Regions from separate parts of the Homo sapiens genome. Here region 1 is linked to region 2. A link is an interaction called in ENCODE POLR2A ChIA-PET data of the cell type or tissue named here. Cell type or tissue: PC-9. All regions are shown on one strand.

Region 1 (8,000 bases), 65 kb before region 2:
AAGCAGGAAGATCACTTGAGGCCAGGAGTTCAAGACCAGCTTGGGCAACATAGTGAGATCCCACCTCTACAAAAAATGCAAAAATTAGCTGGGCATGGTGGTACGCACGTGTAGTCCCAGCTGCTCCAAAGGCTGAGGTAGGATGAGGCAGGAGGATGCTTGAGCTCAGGAGTTCAGGTTTCCATGAGCCATGATTATTCCACTGCACTCCAGTATGGAGTGAGACTGTGCCCCTTAAAAAAAAAGAAAAAGTAAAAAGTAATTATTTTTAGTAGTAGATTTTATTTAACCTAATATATCAAAATTACCATAATTTCAACATGTAATCAATATAAAAATTATTAATGAGATTTTAAACATTTTCATTTTGCACAAACTATTTCGAATCTGATATGCATTTTACACTTAGAGAACATCTCAATTTGGAGGATATATTTTCAGCAGTTAAAGTGAGGCCAGGCATGGTGGCTTATGCCTGTAATCCCAGCGCTTTGGAAGGCTGAGGTGGACAGGTCACCTGAGGTCGGTAGTTCGAGACCAACCTGGCCAATGTGGTGAAACCCCGTCTCCACTAAAAATACAAAAATTAGCTAGGCCTGGTGGCATGCGCCTGTAGTCCCAGCTACTCGGGAAGCTGAGGCAGGAGAATCGCTTGAACCTGGGAGGCAGTGGTTGCAGTGAGCCAAGATTGCACCACTGCACTCCAGCCTGGGCAACAGGGGAAGACTCGGTCTCAAAAACAGGAAAAAAAATTAAAAAAAAGAAATGTGGCCTTACCAAAAAAGTAATGTTGTATTTGCAGGAAAAGTATTTTTCATTGTTTCAGTTTCTAAATTTAAATTAATTGAAATTAAATATGATGTAGATTTCAGCTTCTTAGTTGCACCAGCCACATTTCAAGTGCTCAATAGCCAAACATGACTAGTGGCTGCCATGTTGAATAGTGTAGTCCTAGACTTGATTCAGAGTCACTCCTCACCCTGTCTCTTATTGTTATGGAGTCTCCTGTTGTTATGATGACTATACAGGAGGGCCAAGCCTGTCTATGTCAGCTTTAGGCCGTGCCCACCAGTGTTTGAGATATCTCCTTTCATTCTGTTGGATTCTTCATTTCCGTCGCTCACAGTTACGTTAGTTGTTTTAATGACATCTGCTGGGTTTGAAAGGCATTTTAATGTAATTTCATTAGATCCAAATATTCTATACCTTCGCCTATTTTTCTGAGTGACTTCTCCAACAATGTTTTTTTGATTTGTTTACAACAGTTGTAATAGTTCCAAAGGTGGTGCAGTGAGGTAAGCTTATGCCATCTCTGTTTTGTCATAGGTAGTTTGCCATTTAGATAGGATTATGAAGACTGAACTGTGATCCACGCATGAGCTCTTAATGCTGGCTGGCAGCTCCATTCCTTTTTTCTAGTTTGTTCATTATTCTCCTGTCCTGGACAAACAAAATCCAAATAAATAAACAAGAATATTAGCAGAGATAAATAAAATTGAGATAATTAATGCAAATGAGTGGATGAGTACCTTAGATTAAAGGGTAAGGTAACATTTAAATAGGGATTTGAGTGACGAGAAGATTTGATCAAGAGCAGAGCATTTCAGACAGAATCAGTGCAAAGGCCCTGAGGCAGAGAGAGAAGACAGGAGAGTCAGATGAAATGCGGTTAGAAAGAAAAGGGGTGGCCAGATTGCTCCAGACTTTGTTATTCAGTGTAAGGACTTGGGTTTTATTCTATGTGGAATAGGAAGCCATTCTAGGACTTTGTGTAGAGATGGTCTGGGAAAGATGGGAGTAATTTGGTTAACATTTTAGAAATATTCTTCCATGTAGAGAATGGATGTACATGGAAGATGCAAGGGGGCAAGATTGGTAGCAGGGAGACTTGTTAGGAGCCAATGTCAATAGTCCAGGTGAGAGATGGTGTATTTACCACAGTTCTAATTTTACATTTATTTATGTGATCGATTGATACCATCGTCACTAGACTGTAAGCTCCAACAGGGCAGAAACAATGTCTTTTTTTTTTCTTTTTGCCTAAAGTTGTAATCCCTGTGTTGTATTCCCAGATGTAGTCCCCGTATGTTGACTTAACTGTCAATTCAGCATTTTCCATATTTCACACACACAAGATATGTGTGTGTATCATGACCAAATAAATTATTGTAGCTGGCAGGAAAGTATTCCTAAAGTCAGAATATCAAGGCCTTTATTCATATATGCAGATTAGAGTTGGAAGTCCTTCACTCTGATTCTGACAGTGGAATGACTTACAAGCTACATATTAATAAGTAGAAGATGTTTTCACAGGAAGTCAGAACATTTGATGATCCAAAAAGATAGCACATTAGTTATAACCACAGGATGTCACTGAAATTGTTGAAATTGTTATGATCTCTTAATCATGATAATGTATGGATAGAAGTTACTCAGCAATGTATCTTACATTGAATACATACTACAAAAGATGTTTAAAAATAAGACATCTTACTATGATTCATTTGAGATAGACATCACTTATTATAATGGGGCATTAGAAATGGGCTATGCTATTGATACAGTTTGATGAGTGTATTAGTCCATTCTCACATTGCTATAAGGAACTACTTGAGAGTGGGTAATTTATGAAGAAAAGAGATTTAATTGACTCACAGTTCTGCAGGCTGTACAGGAAGCATGGTTGGGGAGGCCTCAGGAAACTTAACAATCATGGCACAAGGCCAAGGGAAAAGAGGCACATCTTACATGGCCAGAGCAGGAAGGAGGAAGAGAGATGGGAGAGGTGGCACACACTTTCAAAGAACCAGATCTCCTGAGAATTCTGTCGCGAGATAGCACTATGGGGATTGTGCTAAACCATTAGAAACTGCCCCTTGATCTAATCACCTACCACCAGGCCCCGCCTCCAACATTGGGAATTACAATTCAACATGAGATTTGGGTGGGGACACAGAGCCAAACCATATCAGTAAGGAACTAGCATCATAAAAAATTTAATGTTTTCCCTTTCCCTATCTGTACAGACAATGATGGAAGAGTTAGAAATCCTTAAAGAGCTTTATGTCAACAATTGGACACATAATTAGGAGAAGCTTAAAGCATTTTAGAACTCAGGATAATATCTCTACTGAGATTCAATTATTCTTTGGTCTGCAGTAAATTTACATGGTCGTGGTTGATTGGTCTATAAATATAAATTTTTCTTTCACAGGCAGTTTAAAAAGGGGAACATTTAGACAGCTCTTGTAAAAATCTCACATTGTAGAGTGGGAAATTTCTTAAGTAACACTGTGCTAGGCACTAATGACTCAAAGATGAACAAATCAGGTATAGCCCTACCCTCCTGAGGCTAACAGAAGAAATTACAGATAAGTGTCTGGTCATTACACAAGTGTGTGCCATGATGGGGCATATGTGTGATGCCTGTGGAGTCTGTAGGAGAGGCATCCAAGCAAGATTTGGGATTTGGGAATAATTGATGTCTATACTGGATGAAGGATGTCCCAGGAAAGCAGGCAAATATGGGACAGTTTGGGGTGGTAAGTGTGGGTAAAAGAGCTATAAAGAGGGAACAGGGCATCATAAAAGCTTAGAATCCATTTGAAATAATGTGGCTTCTTTTGGAGAGTAAAAAGAATTGGGGAGGGGGTGGAGTGAGGTCGAGGAGGAGAAAGGAGTAAGAGATGTGGCTGGTGAGGTAGACAGAGGCCAGATTAGGAAGACGTTAAAATATGTTGAGCAGGAGAGTAAATGATCAGATTTGAGTTTTAGAAAGTCTCTCATGGTGTTGCATATAGACTTTTCACAATCACATTACTTGTTTTGTGTTGTATGTATCTTGTATAGACATAGGAAGCATTACTTTTATTTTTAAATACATTTGTTATTGAAGGTTAACATACATATAGAAAAGTGCACGAATCGTAAGGATATATAGCTTTTATGCATTTTCAAGTGAGTCTCCTGTGTAACTACTACTCACATCAAAAAATAGAAGATTACTATTACCCCCAAATCCTTCCTTTGCCTTTTTCAGTTATTACCTGCCCCCAAAGGTGACCCATAGTCTGAATTCTAACACTGTTGATTAGTTTTGCCCAGTTTAGAACTTTATACAAATGGAATCAGGCAGTGTGTACTTTATGTGTGTGTGTATGATAGCTTTCACCAACTATTTGGGATATTCATCCTTGCTGCTGGATGTAGTAATAGTTTGTTTTTTGTCTCTCTCATTTTGGTATAGTATTTCATTGCTGCCTGTAGCACAATTTTTAAAATCATTTACTGTTCATAGACATTTGGGTTGTTCCCATTTCACCTATTACAAATAGTGCTGCTATAAACATTCTTATACATGTGTATGTGAGCATTTCTGTTGTGCATCTGTGTAGAAGTAGAAAGGTCATGGGTTATATGTATGATTTAGCTGTGATACTGCTATCAAACATTTGCCAAACAGTTGTCCAGGTGGTTATATCGGCGACATTCTCAACATCAGTGTATGAAAGTTCTAGTTGTTTCTCATTCTTGCTCATAGTTGGTATTGCCAGTCATAGTAGCAGATGAAAAATGATATCTCATTGTAGTTTTTATTTGTACTTTCCTAATAAGTGATATTGAGCATTTTTTCATGTTTTATTAGCCATTTGGATAGCCTCTTCCATGAAATGCCAGTTCAAATATTTTTGTCCATTAAAAAAGATTATCTTTTTCTTACTGTTTTTTTTTTTTTTTTTTTTTTTGAGACAGAGTTTCTGTCGTCGCCCAGGCTGGAGTGCAGTCTCCGCTCACTGCAAACTCCGCCTACCGGGTTCACGCCATTCTCCTGCCTCGGTCTCTGCGTAACTGGGACTACAGGCGCCCGCCACCATGCCTGGCTAATTTTTTGTATTTTTTTTTTTTTTTTTTTTTTTAGTAGAGACGGGGTTTCACCGTGATAGCCAGGATGGTCTCAATCTCCTGACCTCGTAATCTGCCAACCTCGCCCTCCCAAAGTGCTGGGATTACAGGCGTGAGCCACTGCGCCTGGCCTTTTTCTTATTGATTTTTATGGAGTTCTTTATATTTTCTAGATAGAAGTCCTTTGTGCAATGTATGTGTTACAGAATTCTTCCACACTGTAGCTTGCTTTTAACTCTTATAATTTTTCAATGAGAAGTGTTTAATTTTAATGAACTCATTTATACATCTTCTTTTAATGTTAGTGCTTTTTGTGTCTTCTTTAAGAATTTTTTGCCTGCTCCAATATCATGAAGATATTCTCCTATGCTACCAAGAAGTTTTATTGTTTTACTTTTCACATTTAGATCTATAACCCCTTTGAATTGATTTTTGTGTAGGGTGTGAGGTAAGGGTCAAAATGATTTTTATCTATGTAAATATCCTGTTGACCCAGCGTTATTTATTGAAAATATTATCTCTTCTCCATTAAATTGCAGTGGCATTCTTTTCATAAAAATAAGTAATCATATGCTTGTGAATCTCTGTCTGGATTCTGTATTTTGTCCTTATGATGTATTTGTCTAATAAAGTGTCTTACATAATCCCAGCACTTTGGGAGGCCGAGGTGGGTGGATCACCTGAGGTCAGGAGTTTGAGACCAGCCTGGCCAACATGGTGAAACCCCGTCTCTACTAAAAATACAAAAATAAGCCAGGTGTGGTGGTTCACGCCTGTAATCCCAGCTACTTGGGTGGCTGAGGCATGTGAATTGCTTGAACCCAGGAGGCAGAGGTTGTAGTGAGCCAAGATTGCACCACTGCACTCTAGCCTGGGCAACAAGAGCAAGACCCTGTCTCAAAAAAACAAAACCAAAAAGTGTTTTACATTGATGTAATCCTGATATCAGGTAGTATAAGTTCTTCAGTTTTGTTTTTTGTCTTGATTTTCTTTTAGCCCATTTTTAGTGTTTGGCGTTTACATACAAATTTTAGTATCATCCTGTCAGTTTCCACAAACAACCTGATAGATTTTGATTGGAATTGCATTGACTGTGTAGATCAGTTTGGGAGAGTTGACATTTTTATAATATTGAGTCTTCTAATCAATGAACACAATATAGCTCTCCATTTAATTATGTTGTCTTTAATTTCTCTAAGTAATGTTTTGAAGTTCTCTCTGTAGTATTGTACTTCTTTCATTAGATTTGTTCTTTTTGTTGTTATTGCAAATGCCATCTTTTCACCTTGTAATTTTTTGTTTCTTGTGTATATAAATACATTTTTGTTTTTATTTTTTTATTTTGTATTTATTTTTATTTTTTTATTTTTATTTTTTGAGACAGAGTCTCTCTCTGTTGCCCACACTGGAGTGCAGTGGCGCGATCTGGGCTCGCTGCAAGCCCTGCCTCCCAGGTTCATGCCATTCTCCTGCCTCAGCCTCCTGAGTAGCTGGGACTACAGGCGCCTGCCACCACGCCTGGCTAATTTTTTGTATTTTTAGTAGAGATGGGGTTTCACCTTGTTAGCCAGGATGATCTTGATCTCCTGACCTCGTGATCCACCCGCCTCAGCCTTCCAAAGTGCTGGGATTACAGGCGTGAGCCACTGTGCCCGGGCATAAATGCATTTTTGTATCTTGACCTTGATTCTAGGGATTTTGCTGCATTCACTTCTTAATCTTAATAACTTATTTGTAGAATGATTTGGATTTTCTGTGTACATCACTGTATGTGATGAATAAAGAGCTTTGTTTCTTTCTTGCCTGATTCTTGTATCTTACACTTTTTTTTATTGCCTCATTGCTCTATCTAGGACCTCAATTATAATTTTGAATAGAAATGGTGATAGCATGTACTTTGTCTTATTCCCAATTTCAGGGGGAAAGCATTCAATATTTAAAATATGGCTCTTGCTTACAAGTGTTGTTGAAACCTTTTTATCGATTAAGAAGATCTCTTATTTCTAATTAATAGATATTTTAATCATGAACATGTGTTGAGTTTTAGCAAATGATTTTCCGCATTTATCGAGATGATGATATGATTTGTTCCTCCTTTATTTTGTCAATATGGTAATCACATTTTAAAAAAATGTTAGAACAGTTTTGCATTTCTATAATAAATCCAACTGATGTGCTATTATTTTAGTGTTTTGTTGGACTCAATTTAGTGAAATTTTGTTTGAGAATTTGTCTATGTTTAGGAGAGAGATTGGTGTAAGTAGCTGAATAGTGCCTCCCTTTTCATTTTTGATATTTACAATCTGTGCCTTTTTTCCCCCCTTGATCAGTCTTGCCTGGGGTTTATCAAATTTATTATTTTATCAGTGAACTTATTTTGACTTTTTTTTGCTATTGTATGCTTATTTTCTAATTTATTCATTTCTGTTCATAGTTTGTTCTTTCCTAATATTTTTGGCTTTAGGTTTTCTGTTTTTTCTAACTTTGTGAAAATGCTACTTAGATTATTGATTTTCAACTTTTCTAACATATGCATTCGAAGCTCTGCATTTTCCTCAAGCATGGCTTTAATAGTATGCTCTTAAATTCTGTCACATTTTTTCTGCTCAAAATATTTAAAAATATCCATGTGTTTTTTCTTTGACCATAAGTTATTAGACATTTATTACTTAATTTCCAACGGTTTAGGATATTCTAAAAATCTTTTTGTTGATTTCTAGCTTAATCCAGCTATTGTCAAAGAACACGCTATTAACATTTTAGTCTTTTTTTTTGAGACTATTCTTATGGCCTGGATATGATCATTTTTGCTGAGTGATAGACATGCACTTGAATAGACTATACAATATAATCAATCTGTAGTTGTAATTGCAGAATTTGGTGCACATAGATTGGGTCAAATTCATTAATTGTATTGATCAAAGTTTCTATCTACAATTTTTCAGTCTGCTTGTTCTGTCAATTACTGGGAAGGATAAGCAAAATCTCTCACTGAGATGATGAATTTTTCTACCTTTCATTCTGTCAGTTTTTAAGTATATATTTTGAGGATATGTTATTGGATATATACAAACTTATAATTGTTATAATTCCTTGGT
Region 2 (8,000 bases):
CTTAGTTTGTTTTTGTTGCTATAAAGGAAATACCTGAGGCTGGGTAATCTACAAAGAAAAGAGGTTTATTTGGCTCATAGTTCTGCAGACTGTACAAGAAGCATGGTGCCGGCATTGGCTTCTGGGGAGGGCTTCAGGGAGCTTCCACTCTGACAAAGAAGAAAGGGAGCAGGCATCATGTGGCAAGAGAGGAAGGAAAAGAGATAGGGGAGGGCGGTGCCAGACTCTTCAACATCCAGATCTCACAGGAACTAGAGTGAGAGCTCACTCAATGCCACAAGAATGGCACCAAGCCATTATAAGGGATCCACCTCATGACCCAAATACCTCCCACCAGGCTCCACCTCCAACATCAGGGATCAAATTTCAATATGAGGTTTGGAGGGGACAAATACCCAAACTATTAATATACCAGAGGCCTTGGGAAATTATGAATGAAAAAAAGTATATAAATGGAAAATTACAGAAAACAGCATAATGAGCTTACCTCCCAGCTATATCCAATCTCAGTCAAAAGTTGTGCTATATTAGTTTATTTCTCTTAATAATTAACTTTGTACCCCTTTCTTACCCTGTTATCCTCTCTCTTCAGAGTTATTTATCATTCTTCTGTGCACTGTATTGCCTTACTACGTATGTATTTACTAAAGTGTAGGTGATTTCTAACTTTGTGTAAATGGTACATATACCACACAACTTTCTGTAACATGATTGTTTTTGTTGTTGTTTCACGTTATGTTTTTGAGATTTATCCATGTTGACACAAGTAGCTGTGTGGTATTCCATTGCATATACCACAAATGTGGTTTTTCCAACCTTTCACTTCCACCAATGTTATCAAAACAGTTTCAGGGCCAGGCGCAGTGGCTCACACCTGTAATCCCAGCACTTTCAGAGGCCAAGATGTGAGGATTGCTTGAGCCCAGGAGTTTGAGACCAGTCTGGGAAACATGCCAAAATTCTGGCTCTACAAAAAATACAAAAATTAGCCTGGTGAGGTGGCTAACACCTGTAGTCCCAGCTACTCAGGGGCCTGAGGCGTGAGGATGGCCTGAGCCTGGGATGTTAAGGCTGCAGTGAGCCGAGATCATCAGCCTTGATGACAGAGCGAGATCCTGTCTCAAACAAACACCCAAAACCAGTTTCTGTTTCTTTATGTTCTTGACAATCCTGGGTATTATCAAATTTTAATTTTTTACCAAACTGATGGGTGTGGAATGGTTTAAATTGCTTTAATTTGCATTTCCCCAATTATTAACTGATTTCAGCAGTTTTTCCATATGTTTCTTGTTTTTTCATGTAATTTGCTCATTTTTCTTTTGGCTTGTTTGTCTTTTCCTCATTGGTCTTCAGGGTATTATTGTGTGAGCTGTTTGCTCATCTTTTGTCAGTTAGACACACTGCAAATATCATTTCCAGCTTGTGGCTTGTCTTTTCAATTTGTAGTGTTTATTGGTGAAATGAAGACTTCAAATTTGATGCAGTCAAATGCATTCATCTTTTCCTTCATGGTTTATAAGTTTAAAAACTTTAAAAGAAATCCTGCTATACTCTGAGGTTATCAAATTTGCCTATATCATTTCCTCAAATTTTACACATTTCTATATGCAGGTCTTTAATCACCTGGAGTTGTTTATTTTGTATTAGGTAGGACAGACTAGGTTATACCAAAGAAACAACCCCAAATCGCAGAGGTTTAACCCCAAGTTGTGTCTCATTTATACAAACTGCATGTCCACTGTGGGTTTGCAGGCGTCTCTGCTCATCAGAGTCCCTGAGGGATGCAGGTTGAAGGATGCTTTTCTAGACAGGGGCATCTGAAATGCCTGCAGCAAGGAGGGGGTGTGGAGAGTCATATACATGGCGCTTTGGTTCTGCTTGAAGGTAACACACATTTCTTCTGATCAGTTTCAGCAGCCAAAGCAAGTCACAGGGACCAGGTCTAGCTTCAGAGGGGACAAAGAGGTACAACCCCATCCTGGGCCCAGAAGGCAGATACAGTTGGTGCATTGGGTGAACAGCCCTAATAATGACTCATAACTTTGAAGTAAGAAATTAATTTTTATGGAAATAATCAATAGCATCAGCTATTTTTGGAATCTCCAGTACTTCTTGGTCTGTAACATCACCTGTCACTTACCAAGTTTTCAGGTTGGTGTGAGTTTTCTGGCTTTCTCTTCTGTGTCATTGTTCTACTCGTTCGGTTCTGTGATGACTCCCCAGTGTTAATCACAGGAGCTTCATGCAGCTATTAATCTGATATCTTGCAGTAAGAGACCCCTAACCTGACTGTCTCCTTTAAAACGATGTTACCTGGGCTTGGTGGCATGCTCCTGTAGTCCCAGCTATTCAGGAGGCTGAGATGGGAGAATCGCTTGAGCCCAGCAGTTCTGAGCAACATCGCAAGACCCTGTCTCAAAAAACAAAACAAAACTACAAAGAGTAAATTTGTTTCTGCTCATCCCAATATTTTGCTTTTGCTATGAATTTCTAAATCAGTTTGTCAAGTTTTATGAAGTCCATCTTAGAAGTTTGTCTCGTGCTCCACAGCAAGCACTTACCAGTGCCAGGATGTGAGCCTAGGATACTGATTCCCATGGGGAAAAGCAGCAGCATTGCCTCTGAGCTGCTGCTAGCAAGCCAGGAGAGCGTAATTGTCTTGTGTTCTCCCCAAGCTCCTTTAGTGCATTGGGTCTTACTTTTGTAACTTCTACAGCATGGGGCTGTCCAGAGGAAACAGCACTTGGTAAACATTTATTGGGTTTAACTAAATGTGAATGTGTGAGACAAGAAGTCTAGATGCACCCAGCAGAGAGGGTCTCAGAATATTAACAGCCCCGGGGGGTGGAAACACAGAATCTGCTTCCTCCAATGAAGTGGCCTGATCTCGTCACTAAATATTGGAAGGAGGCCACGTTACAGAGCAGAGACTGAATTTCTCATCCACATCCGGAGCCAGGCATTCTGGAAATGAGGTCTGTTTGCCACCTCTCCCCAAAGCATTGATCTCTGATCATGAGTCATTAGCCCCCAAGCACCTCCTCCCAGCTGGCTCATAAGAATTAATCAGCTTCATCACTGCAGTCATTCCCCTCGGGGAAAATGGTCAGCGTATACACAACAAATCCTTGTTGAATTGGACTGAAGGGAGTCTAGCTGTTAATCTCTCCTCAAATATGGCTGGTTGGAGAAAAAGGAATGTAACGGAACATATCAAAGGAGATGTCTCTCCTGGCCGCTTGACAACTCTGGTGGGATCTTCCCATGACCAGCGCTGCTGTATGACTCACGGCTCCACTTCTTTCCCTGCCCTTTTGTGGCAGGAAGGGAAGATGCTGTGCTTCTCACTCATGAATTGTGCTTCTTATGACTCAGTCGGCCAGCCTGTTAGCATTGATTTGTTCTTGGTGGACACCGTTGGGCAGAAGGCCCTGCTAACCACAGAAGCGAGGGTGAAGTGTGCGCTCACCACCATCAGCAAGGTCAAAACTCAGAGGCTGTTTATTTCCATCCAAGTGCCTCATACTTTTGCTGCCCCAGGTGAATGATGGTGCCTTGATTATGGGCCAAGAGGCAGATGCATGCATGCTTTTCCACACAGCACCCTTTTATTGAATGCAAAATAGAACTTTAAAGAAAAAAAATGGTGAAGTTTAACGTTAGTCGGTTTTACTAATAACTGTATTACAAAAGCTTGGTACTACATGAAGTGTAATAATTGGAGCTATTCAAGTAACGGAAGGTGTTGCCCCGAGAACAGTGAGGTCCCATCACTGGACGTGTTCCACGGAGACTGCTGAAGGTGAGAGGTGACAGCGGGCTGGCAGCCCTGGCTCGCTCTCGGCGCCTCCTCGCTTTGGTGCCCACTCTGGCCGCGCTTGAGGAGCCCTTCAGCCCACCGCTGCACTGTGGGAGCCCCTTTCCGGGCTAGCCAAGGCCGGAGCCGGCTCCCTCAGCTTGTGGTGAGATGTGGAGGGAGAGGCGCGGGCGGGAACCGGGGCTGCGCGCGGTGCTTGCAGGCCAGCGCAAGTTCTGGATGGGCGTCGGCTTGGCTAGGCCCCGCAGTCGGAGCGGCCGGCCAGCCCCGCTGGCCCCAGGCAGTGAGGAGCTTAGCACCTGGGCCAGCAGTTGCTGTGCTCGATTTCTCGCTGGGCCTTAGCTGCCTCCCCACGGGGCAGAACTCGGGAGCTGCAACCTGCCATGCCTGAGTCTCCCTCCCGCCCGCCCGCGGTGGGCTCCTGCGCGGCCCTAGCCTCTCAGACGTGTGCCGTCCCCGCTCCACGGCTCCCAGTCCCATCGACTGCCCAAGCGGTGAGGAGTGTGGGTGCACGGCCAGGACTGGCAGACAGCTCCACCTGCAGCCCCACTGGGGTAGCAACTGGGTGAAGCCAGCTGGGCTCCTGAGTCTGGTGGGGACTTGGAGAATCTTTATGTCTAGCTAAGGGATTGTAAATACACCAATCAGCACTCTGTATCTAGCTCAAGGTTTGTAAACACACCAATCAGCACTCTGTGTCTAGCTCAGGGTTTGTGAATGCACCAATGGACACTCTGTATCTAGCTAATCCAGTGGGGAGGTGGAGAACTTTTGTGTCTAGCTCAGGGATTGTAAATGCACCAATCAGCACCCTGTCAAAACGGACCAATCAGCTCTCTGTAAAGCAGACCAATTGGTTTTCTGTAAAATGGACCAATCAGCAGGATGTGGGGGGGGGGGGGCCAAATAAAAAAATAAAAGTAGGCTGCCCCATGCCACAGTGGTAACTCTTTTGGGTTCTCTTCTACCGTGTGACAGGTTTGTTTATTAATTGTTTTTGGTAAGTTTTGTTGCTGCTGGTTGTGGGGGGTACGTACTGCTTTTTTTGAGCTGTAGTATTTTTGGGAAAGGTCTTGTAGTTTCACTCTTGAAGTTAGTAAAACCACTGAACCTACTGGGAAGAAGGAACAACTTCAGACTCTTATACTTAAGAGCTGTAACTTTCATCTGGAAGGTCTGTAGCTCTACTCGTGAGCAAGCGGGACCACTGAACCCCCCCAACCACCAATTAACGAATGAAACTCCTGATATATCCGAACCTCAAAAGGAACGAACTTTGGATATACCACCTTTAAGAACTGTAATGCTCACCGTGAGGGTCCGTGGCTTCATTCTTGAAGTTAGTGAGACCAAGAACCCACCCATGCTGGACACAAAGGGAGCATGTATATATATATATATATATATATATATATATATATATATCCACGTTGGGAAAGAAATCTATGTTATGGAGGAAGTTAGACCAAATAGTGTCTAGGACCCCTTCTATATTTTCCTGAAGTTGCTGTGACGTAGCGGAAACCCAGGGCTTAAACAACAAAATTTATTTTTCTCTTTTTCTGGAGGCTCGAGGGCTGAAATCAATGTTTGGGCAGGGACAAGCTCCTTCTGATGCCCCAGGGAAGGCTCTGCTCCAGCCTCTTTCCAGCTTCTAGTTCTCTGGCTTGTGGCGGTGTTGTTCCAGCTTTTACGTGGCATTCTCCCTGTATGTATGTCTGCATCTAGATTTCTCCTTAAAAGGTCACAAGTCCTGTAGGATTAGTTTTCCTCTGGCGTGAGTTCATCTTGACTAATTACATGTCCAACAACTGTATCTTCGAATTAAGTTTCAGATAAGGCCACATCCTGAGGTAAGAGGGGCTAGGACTTGAACATACGAATTTGCAGGGGACACAATTTAACCCATAACACTTTCCAACTCTGCAATTTGATTGACCAGAATAAAGACATATACAAGTATAACTAAAATAAGGCACCCATTTACGCTATTCGTAGCCGTTTTTAGTTAACTGCGCATCTAAACTTGGCATTCACGTGTCTGGTCTTAAAGAGAACGTGTGTTTTTTTCTTATCCTGAATTCCTTTCAGAAGACCTTTCACTGTCCATATTCCATTAGCTCCATGGAGGACTTACTTCCTGCAGGCTCTGCTTGCCTCCCACAAGAGATTCTTTGCCTTGATTGCACTTAATAGAAGTATAATCTGGCCTTCAAATCACCCGTTCATTTGATTTTCCCAGTAATCCCTTTGCTCTCTGTGTCTGCATTTGCCAGCTGGGTCTAGAGCTGACTTTTTCCCATCTGAAGGGAGGATGCTTCCCCCGTTAACATTCGCTTTTCTTCCTTTGAACCGTGAGGGTGTGTGGATGATCCCTCAGGACTTAAACCCCGACAAACCTCAGCAACACCAGAACATCGCTTTCCAATCCCTCCTTAATCAGAACGTAATGAAACTTTGAAACAAAAGCTTTTCAAATTAGATGAATGATTCCATCACAGGAGATCAAAGGCAGGACAGCTAATTAGGACAAAATCTTGTCCACAGAGTTTCTCTGGTAATAATGGAAATATTCTTCTTATCATATTACAAGAAAAATAGGAAAATTCATATATCCGGTATAATTTCAACTGTGGGGACAAAACAGAAAAAGGGCTGTAGTGACTCCAGGGAACGTGTGAACAGTGGTTATCAGCGGATCACAGAATGCAGGTGATTTTAATTTTTTTCTTTTCTACTTGCCAGTATTTTTCAGATGTCTTTCAATTGCCTGTGTTTCTTTTATCCTTTCTCTTTCTTTTGTTGATGAAGGCACAAGGATAGAAGTTCCTGCTCCTCCAAGGTGTCATATAACCCGTCGGGCTCAGCCCTCCAATAATTGAAAACGTTCCCTCAATAACTGGTTGAATAGCTGTAGAACAAAGGTGGTTTGAGCTGTAGAGTTTCGTATAAGAAATAATGTAGAATGGCCATTTATCTCATTTTCTCATCCAATTTACACTTCCAATGCATGTCATATGCCATAGGTCATGATGAAGTTGTGTTCAGGAGCCCAAGGTTAGATGAAAAGAGGAGTTTAGGTGAGGGCCACAAAGCTGCTAGTGATGGAAGCCAGTTGCACAGGCTACAGTCTTCTAAATTGTTTCCATAAAAGAAACTTGTGAATTTTGGTACTGGAAACCAACAAACTGGGGGAACATGAGTGGAGGGAGATAGGAGGACTGAGCCTAGTTTCCTGACCAGCCCTCTTGCTTGATTTATGTAGAGCTGTGTGATAACTAAGGCCCAGATTGGAATACATTTTATTATTTCAAATTCCAGCATGAAAGCAAAAGTCAGTGCATTCCTTCAACCCATTGCAAATCTTCATAGCAACAGAAATAGGTGGGCCTCCCAGGTATGAATGATAAAGAGCCATTGAGGGCATTAAGACACTACCCAGCTGCCACGACTTTTCTCAGAAAAACCTTCTGTTCCTGCCCTCAGTGAGGAACTCCACAGTAAACTGTTCTGAACACAAGAAAAATGGAAATTCATCTCCTCAAGATTTTTATTTTATGACCTAAACAGAGAACCCCAGGCTACTTCCAAGAATGCGTCTAGATGGGTAGCCAAGAGCTTTCTAGTGATGAATTCTCAGAGTAGTGCTAAGAGAAACGCAGGTGTTTCTATTAATGATGATGGGCACATGGGCATGCTCCTTGTTCTACTTGAATGCATCCTTTACGCAGCATAAAAATAAGGACCACACACATCTGCTGCCCTAAATTTGAGGAAAGCATTTCCAGTAGAAAATTGGGTTTTTCTTTCTTTTTTTTTTTTTTTTTTGAGACAGAGTCTCATTCTGTCGCCCAGGCTGGAGCGCAGTGGCACAATCTTGGCTCACTGCAACCTCTGCCTCCCGGGTTCAAATGATTCTCCTGCCTCAGCCTCCTGAGTAGCTGGGACTACAGGCACGTGCCACAACGCCCAGCTAATTTTTGTATTTTTAGTAGAGACGGGGTTTCACCATGTTAGCCAGGATGGTCTGGATATCCTGATCTCGTGATCCACTCACCTTGGGCTCCCAAAGTGCTGGGATTACAGGCATGAGCCACCGCGCCCAGCCGGGTTCTTTTCTTGAATCACCCCAATGAGGACTTTTCTGTGGAACACAGAATGTCACAGAATTGACTTTTTTTGT

What was found. Peaks named below come from ENCODE experiments on the same cell type or tissue, not always from the same donor. Only the 100,000 strongest peaks of a DNase experiment are listed, where the experiment ranks them.
Region 1: POLR2A ChIA-PET joins it to region 2 with 5 read pairs; 4 of 35 experiments call an interaction of 5 or more read pairs at or near these places.

Annotation. Positions count from the first base shown.
Region 1 is chr6:13,933,283-13,941,282 of GRCh38, forward strand. The region is part of intron 1 of RNF182 (ring finger protein 182); the gene reads left to right. Among named protein-coding and RNA genes, the nearest start is that of RNF182, 12 kb to the left of the region's middle. In PC-9, no CTCF peak of the experiment used is centred here; no DNase peak of the experiment used is centred here.
Region 2 is chr6:13,998,452-14,006,451 of GRCh38, forward strand. No RefSeq gene overlaps it. Among named protein-coding and RNA genes, the nearest start is that of RNF182, 78 kb to the left of the region's middle. RefSeq lists an enhancer at 2,652-3,851. In PC-9, no CTCF peak of the experiment used is centred here; a DNase peak (open chromatin) is centred at 3,230; H3K4me3 peaks cover 1,526 bases; H3K27ac peaks cover 2,324 bases.